2 separate regions of the Mus musculus genome follow, and region 1 is linked to region 2. The links are chromatin loops, found by intact Hi-C in ENCODE. Cell type or tissue: left cerebral cortex. All regions are shown on one strand. Links, peaks and the distances in the headings refer to the core of each region. The heading gives the core; the rest is flanking DNA.

Region 1 (9,663 bases), core at 938-8,937, 720 kb before region 2:
GACAAGAAGGCAGATGAGAGACTATCAACTACATTTTGCCATTGTTTTAACTGAGGGATAAATATCTTGGCAGAGAGCCTATAGTGTGTCTGGAATTTCTCTAATAGATCTAGAAAAGGCTGCTACGTAATAACCTGCATAGCAAGTTGCTCTGGCTGGCCCTTTAAAGTCAGTTGGTCACATAGACAGCAGAGGAATGCTAGCTCTGACTCAGTCAGAGAGATGCACCTAACCCGCAAGAGGCTGGAGGTCCCAGGGTGTGGGGAGGTCTGGTGGGGTGGGAGTGGGAGGTAGGGACATCCTTGTGGAGACTGAGGGAGGAGGCATGGGACGTGAAACAGTTAGAGGGTGGACGTAGAGGGGGACAAAGTCTAAACTGTAATATATATATGTTATATATGTAATATATGCATATGCATTAATTTGAAAAAGTCAGTTGGTATTAAAAGCAAGTACAAAGAATGGAGCATCATACAGCAAAACACAATTTTCTGTTGAACTCTATGTGGGAAGCAAAGTATTGGCCATTAAGTTATTATTATGGACCACTTCACTGTGTATTTTTCTTAAGGTCTCCACATGTGTCCTGAGGAAGATTCTCATCTTTCTAAAAGCTTAGACAGACAGCCATTGATAAATAAGATATTTTTTATTGTCTATAACTTGATTTCTCCTCCCTCCCTGTACCTCTCTTTGTTACAAATAATGAAAGGTTGTGGCTTTAACCATTGGTCTAATATTCATATAGCCAAGGCATTGAAATAATACCATGAATACCTAGCTAATTTCATAAACAGGACTCATAATGCCAAAAGCCAACACAAATGGATGATGGAGTGAAATGCTATTCTGAGGTCTTTGCTGCAATATTTCCACGTGACCAGGAAACCAAGCCCTTCATAAATACACGAGGAACATCACTTTAGATATAAGTATTTTTTGGTAGTCTTTCATCATTTGCTTAAAATGTTCTCCCTGAGACAACAGTAATGCTTTTTAAAATTTTAAACTGTAATTTTATCAGTTTATAAGGGTAATATACATTTTAGAATATTTTTGAATAAAGAAAGTAAAGGAATATAAAAAAGCAATGGTAAGATAGTTTAGCTTGTGGTAAACAGCGGGGCAAGCCTGGAGCATGGTGAATTGCCTGGTGGCCTTTCTTCCTTGCCTCTCCAGTTCCTTTGTGATTTGCTTTGAGTTCTCATTCACCAGAAGCTCACACTGGAATAAAGTACTTTGAAAGCTAACAATATATTTTTTCCAAACATATAAAGAACATGACGTATTTACATATGACATATGTAAATATATCCATTTTTGCATTTATATAGATAATTCTCTACTTTCTTAAAATTTTGAGAGAAAAATGAGTAGCAAAAGATAAACAACTTCATCCAAGACAGTATGTTTTATTTTACTTGTCTATGTATTTATTTGCTATGCTTAGCAGAAGCACAGTAGCCTGTACTGCCCATTCACAAGCACAGTGCAGTTGCAAAGATATGTTCTTTGCTTGAGTATGCTGGTGACTATTGTTAAAATATCTACAAAGGGAAATTAATAAAACAATCGAGAATACGTCCATTATGTTTAAAGGATAAATATACTAACTAATGAATGCTCCAGTGTTATAGCTTCAGTATAATAAAAAAATGTTAAGTTTTGAAAAATAGAAAATCAGTTTACTTTCAACATGCTAAAAGCTACATTTCTAGATGTTATGGTGACATCTTGTGGTCTGCTCAGAAAAAAAAAATTATCCAATAGATTATCACAGTTTGTAGTTGTTACACTGTCGGCACTTTCCAGAGTGTGAATACAATTCATAGTGTGAATCTTTAATATTATTAATAAGTGTTTAATAACTTTGATTCATAATAGTAAACAATCATTTAAAAATATTTGTTATGAGCTAGAGAGTTTTTCTAGGCAAAATAAAAAGTACTGAACTGTATGAGACAATGTTTCCTTTTATGAGCAAATGAAGATGAAGTAGGAAACAGAGATGTTATATAGTTGCTTAATAATTTATAATGGTGTTATGGCTAGAAATAAAAATGTATGAGAGTTTTTACCATGTGTTTGTTTGAATTTAGAAATCTGTATAATCACATTATATCAATTCTTTGTGTGTGTGTGTGTGTGTGTGTGTGTGTGTGGTGTGGTGTGTATTCATGTGTGTGCACATGGAGAAGCCAGAGGAAGATATTGGATGTTATGATGTATAATCCTGCTTATTTTCTTGAGGTGGGGTCTCTCACTGAACTTGGAACTATGTTGTCAGGTGGCAAACCCAGAAACCCTATCTCTATCTACCCTTTGGGGTTGCATACCCTCATAGCCGTGCAGGAATTTTATGTGGGTTCTTGGGATTTGAATTCTTTTAGCCTGTGCTGCTATCTTCTGAGCACTGCATTATACTAACTCTTATGTAATATTATTTCAAAGTAAGACCTACTTAAACATATTATGGCTGTAACTATGAATTATGTGTATTTTTGTCATCTGACCATCAAGAAATCAAGACATTTTATAAGATTACAGTGAATGGTACAAGTGTTGTACAATTATATGACTTTAGATTAGCTCCACTCTAATCTTTCAGAGCAAGTCCTCACACTGGCTTTTGTGTCAGCAGCACCAATCACACATCAACGGGTGTAGCTTTGTGTCTCACCTCAAAAACTACTAAATCACAGACTCAGAATTAGGGCTCAGCAAATAGTGTCTTAATAATGCTTTTGGATGATTTTGAGGCATGCCAAAAGTGTGATCTAGGTGCTTAGAAGTATGGCCTTTCAGAGAAATTAACATGGTGTTTGAATGTTACCCATGAACTTGGAAGAGAATGGTATTTCTTTTTTCTTGCATATTGTAAACATTTGGTTTAGTTCTTTAACAAGATGAGTGAACTTTTAACATTCTTAAGTCTATTGAGAATCCATAAATTTACAGATATTATGGAATCAAGTTTCTCTTTAAAATAAATAGCATTCTGAAATATTTACATGATCCTGCCTTTAGATATTAAATGATGGTTTCTACCTGTGTTGCTGTGAATAGAGAAAAGCAAAGTTACCTGGAGATTCTTCTGTTAGGTCATATGCAAAAGGTGCACTCACTGGGCAATACTTGCATGTGCTCCAGTGGAACAAAACTGCATATTATGGATTTTCAAATAAGTCTTGAAATTTTCATTATACTTATTTGTGTGTGTGCATGTATGTGTATGTGCATGTGCATGTGTGCACTGGCACATGTGCCATAGCAAGTACGTGGAGGTCAGAGAATAAATGTGAGAACTGGCTCTCGCTTTCTGCCTTGCAGATCCTTGGAATCAAACTCAGGGTGTGAGGCTCCATGGCGAGTGCTAAGTCACCTCTCTTGCCTCTCCATTAAGTATTTATTGGTTAGCACAGGGAATGCTATATTCTTGGATGCTAAAGCCTATGGTGGCTCTTTGCTTTTTTACTCATTTAAATAAATCAATTAGGGATATTTAAGTTATAACAATCTGAGTAATAATAGTTCACAATGTATTTATGAAGTTTCACTTAGTTACATAGACATGTACGAAGTCCAAATTGAGGACCTTAGGGGAAAACTGGCCCCTAAAGTCAAAGTAGTATTAATACATATGTACAAATGTCGTCAGTATGTAATTGATAATTAGACTCTAGGGGTTGAAACAAAGTGCTACAGGAGTTCAGAGAAGCCTGAGTGACTCTAGAGTGATGCTGGAAAGGGATACTTTGTTAAACCCAGCTCTTGTCTCTGATAGGACTGGCTCTAGAGGAGAGGCCAGAGAAGGGTATTTTTCTCATCCATTCAATAATCCATTTATAAGACATTACTGGGACACTGTGCAAGCTTCTCTTATACATGCTTTAGAGACAAGAATTAAATGAAATTTTTTTTCCATTTTTTATTAGGTATTTAACTCATTTACATTTCCAATGCTATACCAAAAGTCCCCCATATCCACCCACCCCCACTCCCCTGCCCACCCACTCCCCCCTTTTGGCCCTGGTGTTCCCCTGTACTGGGGCATATAAAGTTTGCAAGTCCAATGGGCCTCTCTTTCCAGTGATGGCCGACTAGGCCATCTTTTGATATATATGCAGCTAGAGTCAAGAGCTCCGGGGTACTGGTTAGTTCATAATGTTGTTCCACCTATAGGGTTGCAGATCCCTTTAGCTCCTTGGCTACTTTCTCTAGCTCCTCCATTGGGAGCCCTATGATCCATCCATTAGCTGACTGTGAGCATCCACTTCTGTGTTTGCTAGGCCCCGGCATAGTCTCACAAGAGACAGCTACATCTGGGTCCTTTCAATAAAATCTTGCTAGTGTATGCAATGGTGTCAGCGTTTGGATGCTGATTATGGGGTGGATCCCTGGATATGGCAGTCTCTACATGGTCCATCCTTTCATCTCAGCTCCAAACTTTGTCTCTGTAACTCCTTCCATGGGTGTTTTGTTCCCAAATCTAAGGAGGGGCATAGTGTCCACACTTCAGTCTTCATTCTTCTTGAGTTTCATGTGTTTAGCAAATTATATCTTATATCTTGTGTATCCTAGGTTTGGGGCTAATATCCACTTATCAGTGAATACATATTGTGTGAGTTTCTTTGTGAATGTGTTACCTCACTCAGGATGATGCCCTCCAGGTCCATCCATTTGGCTAGGAATTTCATAAATTCATTCTTTTTAATAGCTGAGTAGTACTCCATTGTGTAGATGTACCACATTTTCTGTATCCATTCCTCTGTTGAGGGGCATCTAGGTTCTTTCCAGCTTCTGGCTATTATAAATAAGGCTGCTATGAACATAGTGGAGCATGTGTCCTTCTTACCTGTTGGGGCATCTTCTGGATATATGCCCAGGAGAGGTATTGCTGGATCCTCCGGTAATACTATGTCCAGTTTTCTGAGGAACCGCCAGACTGATTTCCAGAGTGGTTGTACAAGCCTGCACTCCCACCAACAATGGAGGAGTGTTCCTCTTTCTCCACATCCACGCCAGCATCTGCTGTCACCTGAATTTTTGATCTTAGCCATTCTGACTGGTGTGAGGTGGAATCTCAGGGTTGTTTTGATTTGCATTTCCCTGATGATTAAAGATGTTGAACATTGTTTCAAGTGCTTCTCTGCCATTCGGTATTCCTCAGGTGAGAATTCTTTGTTCAGTTCTGAGCCCCATTTTTTAATGGGGTTATTTGATTTTCTGAAGTCCACCTTCTTGAGTTCTTTATATATGTTGGATATTAGTCCCCTATCTGATTTAGGATAGGTAAAGATCCTTTCCCAATCTGTTGGTGGTCTTTTTGTCTTATTGACGGTGTCTTTTGCCTTGCAGAAACTTTGGAGTTTCATTAGGTCCCATTTGTCAATTCTCGATCTAAATGAAATTTTTATAAACAATTTATATTTATAGTTCCTGGAAGTGATACACAAGAAGAATGGAGGCTTCGATGGGTGAGAAAGAGGCTTAACTTTAAATGTGCAAATTTCTTTAGGAAGTGGCCCTCGAAATGCTGAAAATTATAGAAATTCTATGACAATTAATGGCACTTTAGAAAGTGGGTATGACTGAAGATGGATTTTGATATTTACACCTTTAAAAATGCCCTTTGTATGCTGGGTAGGGAGTCTCACTGGATCCAGATCTTTACAGTAGAGAATAGAGTGTGAAGCATCAAACATGGCTCAGACAATTGTTTTAATCACCTTTGTTAAATAGCTATCATCTGGGTGAGAGTCATTGAGTGTCTCATGCCTGGAAAGATAGAACATCTCCTGTTTGATGCTTTGGATCAATTACTATCAAGAGGTTTCAATGCCATTCTTGGTTCAGGACTTTTGTGTATTACTGCAAGATTTATGTCACCAGATGGCACCATTTAACTAAAGTTATGTGCTTGGGCTGCTCATAAAGTGGTTGCTGCTTGGATTTGTTCTATAGCTGAAACAGGGGAAAAATTACTCTGATGGTATATGAGACTTATCTTAAAGAGAGTCTAACCCAGTGTTTTTTGGAAGCATGACAGAATCTGGTGATTTCTTTTTGGTATGTAGTGGAAGAAAACTTGAAGCTGGTCTCCACCGTCAGTATGTGGCAGTTGGGAGAAAGAATACTATAAGTTTTTTCCTATTTGGGTTTTCTATAGATAGTATACTCATTTTATTAATATTATACCCATGAATCATTTGGCTGCTGAAATATTTTCAGGGAGTATATATATATATATATATATATATATATATATATATATATATCCATATGTACATATACATATATGTATACTAAACAGAAAGACAATATTTTTTATTATTATCTTTAATCATTTTTTTTACAGTCCAGTTATTATCCCCCTCCCATTCCACCCTCTGACAGTTCCCCATCCCATTCCTCCTCTCTCTTCTCCAAGAGGATGTCTCCACATCTCTACACTCCCACACCCTCTTACACCCTGCCAGGCCTCCCTGGGACCTCAAGTGTCTCAAGGGTTAGGTACATCTTCACTCATTGAGGACAGACCAGGCATTCCTCTGCTGTATACGTGTTGGGGGCTTCATATCAGTGTCTGAGATATCTCGGGGGTCCAGGTTAGGTGAGACTGCTGGTCTCCCTATGGGGCTGCCCTCCTTCTTAGGTTCTTCCAGACTTTCCCTAATTCAACCACAGGGGTCACTGACTTAAGTCCATTGGTTGGGTGTAAGTATCTGCATCTGTCTCAGTCAACTGCTTATTGGGCCTCTTGGAGGACAGCCATGCTATGCTCCTTTCTGTAAGCATCAGTAATAGTGTCAGACCTTGGAGCCTTCCCTTGAGATGGGTCCCAATTTGGGCCTGTCACTGGACCTCCTTTCCCTTAGTCTCTTCTCCATTTTTGTTCTTGCAGTTCTTTTAGACAGGAACAATTCTGGGTCAAAGTTTTTGACTATGGGGTGGCAACCCCATTCCTCCACTTGATTCTCTGTCTTTCTACTGCAGGTTGGTTCTATAAATTCCCTCTCCTCATTGTTAGGCATTTTATCTTTGAGTCTTGAGAATCTCTCACTTCCTAGATCTCTGCTATATTCCAGAGGGTTGCACCACCTTCCACCTCCCAAGGTTGTATGTTTCCATTAATTCTGCTGGCCATCGGGGCTTCACTCCTCGTCCCCCAATATCTTATCATGTTCGCCCCTTCTTCTGCCCTTCCCACTCCCCTCTCCCACCCAGTTCCCTCCCTCTTTTTGCTCTCTGCTTTCTTCTCCCTCCCAAGTGGTATTGAAACATCCTCACTTGGGCCCTTTGACTTGTTAACCTCCTTGAGTTCTGTGGATTGTATCCTGGGTATTCTGTACTTTTTTGACTAATGTCCACTTATTAGTGAGAACATACCATGCACATCCTTTTGGGTTTGAGCTACCTCACTCAGGTTAATATTTTGTAGTTCCATCCATTTGCCTGCAAAACTCATGATGTCCTTGTTCTTAATAGCTGAATAATATATCCCATTGCGTAAATAAACCACATTTTCTGTATCTCTTCTTCTGTTGAGGGACATCTGGGCTGTTTCCAGCTTCTGACTACCCCAAAACTCTTAGCACATTCTGCTATGAACATAATGGAGCATGTGCCCCTGTGGCATGGTAAGTCATATTTTAAGAATATGCCCAGGAGTGGTATAGCTGGGTCTTCAAGTAGATCTATTTCCAAGTAGAAAAACAATCTTTAAAGATTATTTTTAGAAGCAAATCCTTTAAGATGGTCTAAATAAGCATAGCAACAATAGATAAAGGCCATCAACAGAGTATACATTCTATTCAGTTATATAATAAATAAGTGTAATATAGATAATAACTTAGTATAGACAGTTATTGTAAGGAAGGGAGCACTTGTCACTTGGTTCCTGTCCTCTTAAGCACAGTCACTTTTACCTCTTGTTCCTGTACAATGTGCTAAGAGTTTTGGGGTATCACATACTATACAGTATTATTATTCACTGGAGTGTGCTCTCTCTTAGGAGTCTATGAGCTTCTTGGAGGTAGGGGCTCAGCTGGCTCTAATGAAGCTGATGGAAAAAGCACATTAAACTTCTTTTATTTGAACAAATATATTTCAACTTCTGCTTCCTAAGAGACACTATGTCAGGCTCTAGGGACGTGGTAACAAGGCTATGACGCCTGTTTTCATGGTGTTCATGGTCTGTTAAATGGGACATGCTTTGAAGCTATGAGTATTCAGATGAGAACCCATTGGAGGAAACACAAAACCATGAGAAGTTTCTTCAACTGATCAAGATCGTATTATTCTGTAGTCAGAAACATTTGAAAAGAGGGCTGGTGGGATGTTCAACATACTTCCTGTTCCTCTAGAGGATCTGAGTTTCATCCTCAGAACCCACATCATATGGTTCACAATTGCCTATAACTGTTTTTTAAAAACATTTTTGGTTGTTTAATAATTTTGAATAGGTTGATTTTTTTCTTTTTTAAAATTCAATTTAATTGTTTTTACTTATTCACTTTACTTCCTGCTCACTGCCCCCCCCCCCAAGTCATCTCCTCTCACAATCCTTCCTTCATCCTTTCTCTCCTCCTCTGAGTGTGTGTGGACCCCTGGGTATCTCCCCCTCCACTTCCTCCCCCAGCACCTCATGTCTCTATGAGGCTAGCTGCTTCCTCTCCCACTGAGGACAGACAAGGCAGCCCAGCTAGTAGAACATATCCCCATGTACAGGCAACAGCTTTTGGGGTCGCCCCTGCTCCAGTTGTTTGGGACCAACATGAAGGCCAAGCTGCACACCTGCTATATATGTGCAGGGAAGTCTAGGTCCAGCATGTGGATGTTCTTTGGTTGGTGGCTCAGACTCTGAGAGCCCCAAGGGTCCAAGTTAGTTGACTCTGTTGGTCTTCCTGTGGAGCTCCTATTCCATTTGGGGCTCACAATTCTTTCTCCCATTCTTCCATAAGAGTTCCCAAGCCCAGGCCGGGCCTGGTGGCGCATGCCTTTAATCCCAGCACTGGGGAGGCAGAGGCAGAGGCAGGCAGATTTCTGAGTTCGAGGCCAGCCTGGTCTACAAAGTGAGTTCCAGGACAGCCAGGGCTATACAGAGAAACCCTGTCTCGAAAAGCCAAAAAAAAAAAAAAAAAAAAAAAAAAAAGAGTTCCCAAGCTCCATCTAGTTTGGCTGTGGGTATCTGTATCTATCCACTGTACCTGTCTGCAAGCATTGCCCATGGGATGGGTCTCTATTTGAGCTGGTTATTGGTTGGCTATTTCCTCAGTCTCTGCTCCCTCCCCTATGCTTACATTTCTTGTAGACAGGATAAATTTTGGGTTTAAAGTTTTATGGGTGGGTTGGTGTCTCTAATGCTCAACTGGAGTTCCTGTCTGGATACAGAAGGTAGCCTCTTCAAGTTCCATACCCCCAATGTAATGAGTCACAGCTAAGGTCACCTCAATTAATTCTTGGGCACCTCTCTTATCCCAGGTCTCTGTCTTGTCCTGGAGATGCCACCCTTCTCCTCACCCCTGTCAATTGCAGATTTCCATTTGTTTTCAAGACTATCTAGCCATCTCTCAGGCCCTTCCCCACACCTGAACTTGACTTCTCCATTCCCTGCAATACCACTTCCCTTCCAGTTCCCTCCCTCCATCTGCCTCTTATGAC
Region 2 (9,663 bases), core at 1,184-9,183:
ATGAGAACTCTCCCTTCAAATGGTTGGATGGGATGCTCTAATGAATCCCAAAGCAATAAGGCTTATAGATGCATCCCTTTGTTGTCTCTCTGGAGCTGAGGGTTGGTCCCCATTGCTGAGGACACTGTACACCTAAGATAAAGGACTTGGATGTTTCAACCTGGATCTGACCTAGAAACCTCTCTCCTGTGGTCTCGCTTCCAGAGTTCCACAAAGCTGCCAAGGGAGGGGAATAATGAAAGAGTTGTAGCCAAGTGCCATACCTGTGAACCATGACAATGACCAGCATGGCAAGATATGTATAAATGGTGCAATACATGCCCTTGCATGGCTATTGTTTTGTATTTGTTTGGAGGGACTGAAGTTGCACTTAGGGCCTCATGCATGCTAAATAAAAACTCGGTCACTGGGCTATATGCTCCTCATGTGTAGATTTTAAATATACACATAGTGTTGACTAATAAAAGGAGTCAGGAATTTTTGAATAAAAGAGGGAACTACTGATTGATTGGCTTTAGGACTAATATAGGAGGAATACAATATGAATCCTGAACATTATTTTCTCTCAAAACTCAAATTCATAGCGGCATGATGAAAGGTCTCAAAAGACAGTTGATTACCGCTGACCAAATAAGCCAATGTCCATGTTGAAAATATAATAATGAGTGGATTAAAACATACCAGATAGGTTTAAATTTGTTAATGTAACAATAGTATTTAAGATTCCCCTTATTCTCAGTTTAGGAGAATGCTGGGGAACCTTCTTGTTGCGGGAAATATTAAAAAATGAACCCACCATGTTCTTGTACTAATGCTGACAGCAGAAAGACACAGGGCTCCAGCCAGGTGATCTCAACTCCGTGGTCTCTCTGCCCACCAACTCTCTGGTGGGCTGGAGCCTCCAAATTCCTCTCACTGCCATGCAATGACTGCCCACCCCATGGGTCAGCCATCACAACACCCAATAACTTGGTCGAATCAGAACTCTTAAAGCTTATAATTATGGTTAACCAGTCAGATTTATGTATCAATAAAATCACAATTTATAAGATGCCAATACTATAATTTCAGAGCCAGTGGATAATGATGAAAATTTCATCCCAATTATTCTAACCTTATGATATCATAACTACCTGTGGCTGGTTCAAGCCATGCTGGTCCACCTCCATTCTCCTTCCTCTATCTCCTCTGCTATGCTCTCCGTCTCTGCAACTTAAGGACTGTCTCCCTTTTCCTGTCTAATCACAGGCCTCCCGATGCCCTAATGTAATTGGACAGGGAAAATCCTGCAACACCTCCTTATTATTTTGGAAACTGATATACAGAGGGAAGGAATTAAATAATTATCCCGTTTGATACGAATTAAAATTTAAAGTAATTAAATAGTTGAAAAGAAATTTATCCTTAGAGCAGTTACCTACTTAACAAATTAGGAAGGGTGATAAAATATCATTGTCATCAATAAGTAAATCTGGAAAAAGTGGTCAGCAGAGGAAGCTTTATCAAAGGAAGATGGACCACATAGTAAGTAGTTTCTGATACAGGTACATCCTGGAACTCATGAAGGGGTCTTTCTTGAATTGAGCCTGGCTCCAGAAAAAATTCATTTTATAAGAACTACTAGACAAACAGCAAGAACAATACCAGCTAAGGGTGACTAAAAGACAAATAATCTTCTTTTACCTTATTTTTTCAATATTTTTCTGTCTGTGTCTGCATCTGGGTGTTTCTATTCCTGTCTTTGATTGTGTCTTTGTCTCTGTCTCTGTCTCTGTCTCCGTCTCTGTCTCCATCTCTGTCTCTGTGTCCTCCCTCTCATTTTGCTTCTCTTCCCCTGTGAGTAGATATTTGAATGTTGTATGTGAAGATCAGAAGACAATTTTGTAGCATCGGTTTCATCTTCCACTGTTATGTATGTTTTCATCTTCAGGTTTGAAGTACAAGTGTTTTATTTGCTGAACCAACTCACCAACCCTTATATAAAGAATTTTAAGAACCAAGTTAGAAGGGATAGGGACAAACATCGAGAAACTAATAAAGAGGTGTGTATAGCCTACACTTTATGGGTTATAAATTTCAGTTATAAACAAATTTCAGTTATAAACAGTCCTTCTGGGTCCACAATCATTGACACTTTATTCCCTGTACTGCAAAATATTTAAGATATATGTTGCTAAAGGTCTCCACAAAGCAGACAAATTAGGAGTCTATGTTAGAAAATACCATTTGCTCCCTGTTCCCCGGCAATAGATTATACCTAAGCAGATTGCATGCAGTGGAGGCTTAATGCATGCTTAGTGAATTAAATCATAATTATAGAGGGGAAGCATACAGATAAACATAACTGTTTTATATCCTGAATGTATATCAAGGTGAACTTTTGGAGTAGGAATCAAAAGTCTTTAATTTAAGGTCAGTTATATTATGACTGAGAAGTTTTGGGCTAAATGTAAAGGGGAGTTGAGGTAGCAAGAAAGAGTAGCATCGAGGTCTTCTTTGAATCCATAAATGACACCGAAGAACTTGTAAGAATTTAAATAATATGATTTGGGAAAATGTTGATTTGTTTCTTTCCCTCTTCGCTCTCCTAATCTAGACAGAGTTTAAAGGGGAGGAAGGGGCCCCACGTCTGTGTGGCAACGCCAACATGATAATGAACCATATGTGTTTGTGAGTCTTCATGGATATTTATGCATTTATTCTTTTTGTTGGCTGCAGAATATCATTGTAGTACCAACAGATAAGGATTATAACTGATGATAATATTACAGAATATTATTTTGACATACATAGACCATGAAGATGAGGTGCTTTTTTTCTTCACTTTAATATTTCTTTGAGAATGTCATCCATTACATTTTAATGTTATCCAACCTCTTCTTCCATCTCCTCTCAGATCTGTGCCCTTTTCTACCCACACAAATGTCTCCCCTTTTCCCTTTGTTAGCCCACTGATTGCAATTTGTGTGGCCTATACAGTTGTAGATATGTGGCCACCTACTAGAACATATCTCACCAATGATAACAACCTTAAAGAAAGCTGACTCTCCTGCCAGTTATAAATTGTCACTGATTTCTTAGCTAGGGGTAGACTTTATGTCTACTTCCCATTTACATGCTTAAATTTTGTCTGGCTTGGTGTTACTAAAGTCTTGTGCATGTTGTCACACCCACTATCGAATTCATATGAACAAATGTTGTATTGTTAAAATACCGTTTCTTAGAAGTCATCTACTATCTTTGGCACTTACAGTTTTTCCCGATCTCTCTTCCATGATGATACTTGAGCCCAGGAAGGAAGAGGTACAATAAAGATATCTCATTTAGAGTTGAGTATTTCAAAGAAACTTATTCTCTACAACTTGATTAGTGGTGGATTTCTGTGTTAATTGTCATCTACTATAAAAAAGAAACTTCTCTGATAGTGGTTGAGAGATGGCTGCGTTAATCTATGAGTATAACAATAATTGGTTAGGAGTTAGTTTAGCACTATGCCTATTTAACAAAATAATACCAGTAAGCTGCCCGCTAGAATTTATGACTCATTTAGCCACAAGTTCTTGGCCCTAATTGCAGTGAAAGGTATGATTTTCACCTTGTGGAGCAGGTCTTAAGTCCAATCAGAAAGAGGTGGGTTTTCCCATGGCATATATGCCATTATTGAAGCCCTGGGCATATCTTGCTTGGTAGTAGTTTTTGTAGCTTTCAGAGTTCATAGCTTGATAAGATTGGTGATTACTTTTTCCCTTTGGTTATATGCATTCTATCTCCCAGCAGGATGAAATCTAGCCTGGAGAGATGAACCTTCCAGGTTCATACCAGCTTGATTTCTCCTTGTTCTATGACACATGAATGTAATATCTTTAGCTATAGTTCTTACCCTTAAGTTCTGGAAGGTAACGAAGAGCAATAGCCTATAACCCTCCGCCTCTCTCCTCTCTGTCTCCTTCTCTGTGTGTATATGTATGAGAGAGAGAGAGAGAGAGAGAGAGAGAGAGAGAGAGAGATGGTCTATGAAATCCACTGGCCTGTAAGTCCAAAGAAGTAATCCATTCCTGTCACTTGACATTTTATTGCTAGTGATATCTTGTGGGGACATTATCATCCCTTTAAATGGCAATTCCATTTAAATACTATATAAATATTTCAATCAGGAAACTTCCCAATTAGTAGGCTTCAGTATAACTTTTTAAAACACCTTTAGTATCATCATTCTTGCAAGTATGTCTCCTGCTTCCTGACTCTGTCACCCACCCAGCTGCCGTCTTAGATATCTCTTCTGGTACATCTTGCTCTATATTCATCATAGGAGTTGTATGGGCAAGTGTGGAGGACATTAACTTTTGAAAATTTTCCACCCCTAATGGTATGGAAATATTTCGTTTTCTTTCATGTCATGTGGTAACAAAGATTGCACTCAGGTAACATCAATTGTACACTAGGTCTATGAACTGTATTTTGTGTGAATTATAGTGGCCCATTTGGTAAAGTATCACTTATCACCTCTGTAATATAGGCACTATAGTATGTCTTTAGATTATACCAGTAATTCGTAGGTAATATGCTCATGTATGAGAATACCTCTTGGCATTTAAAGTGCAATAATAGTTATTATCATTTATATTTTAACCTATATAATTAGATTTTAGGCTTCCTGACACTTAGGATATCTAACTTAAAGCTTGAGAAAAAAATACAATTTCATAAATATTGTATTAATTAATGAAATCCCGTTTAGAGAGGGTCTTTATATGGCACTAAAGTAACAAGGAAAAATAAACAAACCACAGCCAATATCTGAACTTGTCTCCAGTTATACAGAAAATATATAGGTTTAGTATTTCAAAACTTAAAAACATTTATATTTCCAAGGATTTTCTTTAAATTGTACATTGTATAGAAAATAGATCATATTTCTGATTTTGCCTGCAACAAGGTATTTGCTGACCAGATGTCACTGACTTACATTCAAAAGACACTGGGATTTGTATTTTTATATGGTGTACTTGATCCATATTTGGTAACTCCAAATTTAAATTGAAATTACTTTAAAATTGCACACATTGGGCTAAGATGAGCTCCAATTTGGCACTCAGTAAAGTGGTAGTGCCTTTTTTTTTTAATCCCTTTTCCTTCTCTTCTGATCAAGGTAGAAAGCATTTCACAATTCACGGACTGACTATCCTTTTGTTATACAACGACTTCCTTAGCTTTAGCTACCTGGCAGCTCTAAACAATCGAGCAGCTGCCATCTAGTGGACAAAATTTGTAATGGCGTTAAGGATGCTGAGCACAAAATTCATTGAGATGAGAACAGTGATGTTACTCATCACTGAGTATAGAAGGAGGAATTTACTAGACATATTCATACATTTCACAAAAGTGAAGCCATTTAACGCTGAATAATAAATCATCAGACATACAGGGGAACATCACAAAGTTTTAATTCTCTGTATAAAAAGGTAAAATATATTAAAACCTTATGAGATGCAACTAGAGACTTTTAGAATGACTCAAGGAAAAGGTCAGGAGGAGGAGGATGAGAAAAACAAAAAGAAGGAGAGCCAATACCAAATATTGGTAAAGATGATGAAGATGATTTACACATATTGCAATTGGGATACAGAATAGCTTAATCACTCTGGAAGACAGATCAGTAGTTTGCAAAGTTATTTTATGCAACATCTGCACACAAAGGTCTATTGAAGGTTTGTCTATATAATCCATAGCTGAATGGATAGCAAATGTCCACCCAGTGGTTAATGAATAAACAGTTGTCCATCTACCCACTGGAATACTTTCTTCCATTCTAAACAAATGAGTTATTGATATACATAATAACATAGATGACTCTCAAGTGAATTAGCTGAAAGAAACCAGACTACATAGTATGTAATTTCACTCATAGGACATTCTGTAAGCAAGAAACTCTGAAAATTGCAGCAAGCTCAATGATTATCAGCTGTGCAAGCATCAAACGAGGTAACGAGCCACAGTTAGAAGGAAACTTCTGGTGTAAAGGACATGTTCTGTATCTTCACTGATGGTTCCAATGATTATGTGAAGTTAAAAGTTTGTCAAAAACCATATACTTTTATACTTTGTAGAGCATGACTTAATAAATAGAAGGGCTAGTAAAATGTTTCAAAGCAGTAGCCTCAAGAGCTTTAAATTATGATTGCCAATCACTGAAAAGATGAAAGGCAGTCAGCTATCACATATCAAAGTTGCATGAGCCAAATGGAAAGAGGCTCAGACAAATAGAATGTAACACTTTTCATGCATACTCATAATAATTCTTTGGAAAATTGTTTTCAAAACTTCCAGTACTTAAAGTTTGGCCCTCAAGTTTATAAATGTATTCTAGCTGTAAACTCTGAGTTCTTTTTATTGCCTTATAAAACAGTAACTGTTCATTACTTTGTTACATGACATGCATATTCCAAGATAACATTTAATATTTTTATTATGCAAAATGTTCCTATAACTAACTATATAGCCTTGTGAGGAGGTGAAATCGTTGTTTGTATTTTTAAACCCTCTAATATCATAAAAGTTACACCATCTTAAAAGCTTAATTTTTTTAACTCTGGGATGCCATTGTATAATAACTAATCAGGCACATTTCTGAAAAATGAACTTTGCCATTACCTTGATATTTAATGGGTTGAGTAGAATTGAATATCTCGTGATGATATTTCAGTATTTTTAAATACATTAAAAATAAAAACAAGGGGTTGAAGAGATGGATTAGAGGTTAAGAGCACTGACCACTCTTCTAGAGGTCGGTGGTTCAATTCCCAGCAACCACATGGTGGCTCACAACCATCTGTAATGGGAACCAATACCCACTCTAGTGTGTCTGAAGACAGCAACAGTGTACTCCAATATATAGATTAAATAATAAATCTCTTTTTAAAAATAAAGTACTACAGGACAAGTTTTAAAAAATGAAATAAAAATAAATACAGCAAGCAAGTTGTAAGGTATAAAATAATATGACAGCTCACTCCATAAAAGCCAGAAATGGGTAATAGAAACATCTCGAGTTAGAAGGAGGTTGGTTTCAGAGCTCAGTTTCTGTGTGTGTGCACTGGAAATAATTAGCATGTAAAGTATTTATATTTCCAATTTCTAGATGCACAAGATTGCTTCAAGATACTTTTTTTTTTGAAAAGTGGCAGGATTTAAGATTCAAAATTATTCCCAATATCTTGCTTACATTATTATCTTAGCATCCTTTCCTTATTCAGAAGCAAGCATGCCGTGTGCTGAATTGCTCCTGACAGTACATTCCTGTCCTAGAAAAACCAGTTTGGGAAAGGTGTAAGGGAGCAGAATTCATGGTCATAGCAGTCAACTTCGGAAAGAGTTCTGGTGCGGATACTCACCGTTTTCAGACATTGGGAGTCTGGAATTTTGTATACATGGAGTCTGATAGGTTGTTCTTCCTTTCCAGTTTCCTAATGATGTCAATCATTCTATAGTATAGTTTCATTGAAAAAGAATTTGATAACGAGTCTAGAGAAAGCAAGGATTTCATTAATTCAGAGTTCAGTTTTCAAATGGGAAGTGATTTTATCAACTTTCACTCAGAATGCTTTGAAGTTCTCCATGTTTGAAACATGTACAATGTGACAATCACTTTTTTTAAAATTTAATTTTACACAATAATATATTATACTTGGAGTAATTCCACTGTCCAGATGAGGAAAATTAGAGGTTTGACTATATGGGATGCCATGTTCTAAGACAAAGCAGTATGTTACAGAATAATTCACATTCATGGCTCTGGAAAAGTTAGAGGTTTGACTATATGGGATGCCATGCTCTAAGACAAAGCAGTATGTCACAGGATAATTCACATTTATGGCTCTAGAAAAGTTAGAGGTTTGACTATATGCAATGCCATGGTGTAAGACAAAGCAGCATGTCACAGGATAATTCATATTAATGGCTCTGTTTTAACACCTATTGTAGTTTCTGTGTCTAATTTGAATTTTAATGACAATAATTTCACTTCCCCTTGAATAATAGACAAATTCTATCTTCCAACTTAATATACATTGAGGTTTCATGCCTGATAAAGAATAATCTGCAAAAATATCTACTATGCAAAATGTGTAATAGCTAAATCATTATATTTATAATTCACATAAGATTTCACAATTATTTTAAGAGTAAAATGATTGTGAAGAATGATTTAATAATTTTACTATGGCTGCCTCACCAACATCATGCTGGAGCTGAGATTCAAATCCAGATCGTTTAACTTTCAAAGCCTTTATTTTATGTGGTGATGTCCTTGGCTTCCAGAATTCAATAGGTCTACTTTGAATATCAATTGCCTTGAAAATTAGTTTCCTTTTGCACTGTTATATTAGTATTATTGAAGGTATCTTTTTTCTTTTTACACTATATTGTAAGTGTCATAAAGATATAGATTATTTTTCTTGAGCTTCCTACTCTTCCTCTTTCCCTTACTCAAAACTTAAGCTAAACATTTTTTATAAATGCCTATAATACAGGGATTCAAAAAAGTGATTGATTGAATAAAATTAAACTATAGAATTTTTGACTAATTTAAAATGGGATGGAAGGCAGCTTTGTCTGGCAAGTTAGTTAATTTGTCCATCCATCAGTTTATTTGGCAGTCATTTGCAAATGGCTTACTTTGTTCTTCATTCTATGTCAGGTACATAGAACACAACACAAAAAAATCCAGTTTGTTTTATTCAAGGAACATTCATTCTAGTTGATTAATGTCTGTACCAAATCAGTTGCTAACTATTTTGACTATTGCACCTGACTGAGTTATTGACATATGATGATGGAGAAGAGAAACAGAAGTGATCATGATACTCATGGGAAATTCAAATAAACGTAAAATCACTACTGTGATAGGAAGGAAGGTGAAAACTAATATGTGGTGTGTTTCAACTTTCTCTAGTCTAATCTGGATGAAAAAAAAAAAGCCAGAATAGGAAAATAACATTAATTCCATCATTGTATAATGTTGCTTTTCATCTTTAAAGGTTAAGGCGCTGCTGCTGCTTTATGAGATGAATGTTGTTCTACAAGTACTGGTCATCTTCACAGCATTCTTCCAGTCTATGATACATGTGTCAGCAATGGCTTGGGTGTGATGTTCAAGGCCCCTGTAGAGGGAATACTGCACCTCATTTAGTGTATGCTGAAGGGTGCTGATGGTCATATGAAAATACTCATTAATGTCCTTTAAAATGTGTCCAGGTTACTTTATGAGTGCATATAATTATCTGGCTTTGAAGGCTCAGGATAAAATGCATAATGAAAAAAAAGTGATACTCAATAGAATAGAATAAACTTATTTTACTGATAGAACAAGCGCCGAACATGACAAATTTATTTTCCAAAGGAAACTCTCTTGACTGCTGATGCCTTGCATCAGCATTGATTGACCTACGAGACTAAACATCTTATGTGAGTTATTTGTGTTTCTTTCTCTTTTACTTTCTTTTCAGTTGTTTTTTGGTAAAAGGATATAAAATCAAGTGTCTAAGTAGCTAAAAATTAGCCAAGTATAGTAAAATATATTTTACACATTTCTGATTACTTGAAGACTTGTACACACATACCAATACACATCTTTTTGTTCAAATATATGATATTTTCCTCTTGAAA

Evidence for each region. A loop is a pair of places that touch in the nucleus more often than their neighbours do. Peaks named below come from ENCODE experiments on the same cell type or tissue, not always from the same donor. Only the 100,000 strongest peaks of a DNase experiment are listed, where the experiment ranks them.
Region 1: it touches region 2 in a loop (16-fold over the local background); 17 of 42 quality-filtered maps call a loop at or near these places.

The regions. Positions count from the first base shown.
Region 1 is chr7:90,506,592-90,516,254 of GRCm38, forward strand. It overlaps a transcript of Dlg2 not described here. Among named protein-coding and RNA genes, the nearest start is that of Tmem126b, 35 kb to the left of the region's middle. In left cerebral cortex, for the core only: CTCF peaks have their summits at 1,721 (motif pointing left) and 5,897 (motif pointing right); DNase peaks (open chromatin) are centred at 1,748 and 5,911.
Region 2 is chr7:91,221,398-91,231,060 of GRCm38, forward strand. The region is part of intron 1 of Dlg2 (discs large MAGUK scaffold protein 2); the gene reads left to right. Among named protein-coding and RNA genes, the nearest start is that of Gm24552, 17 kb to the right of the region's middle. In left cerebral cortex, for the core only: a CTCF peak has its summit at 5,263 (motif pointing left); a DNase peak (open chromatin) is centred at 5,256; H3K27ac peaks cover 696 bases.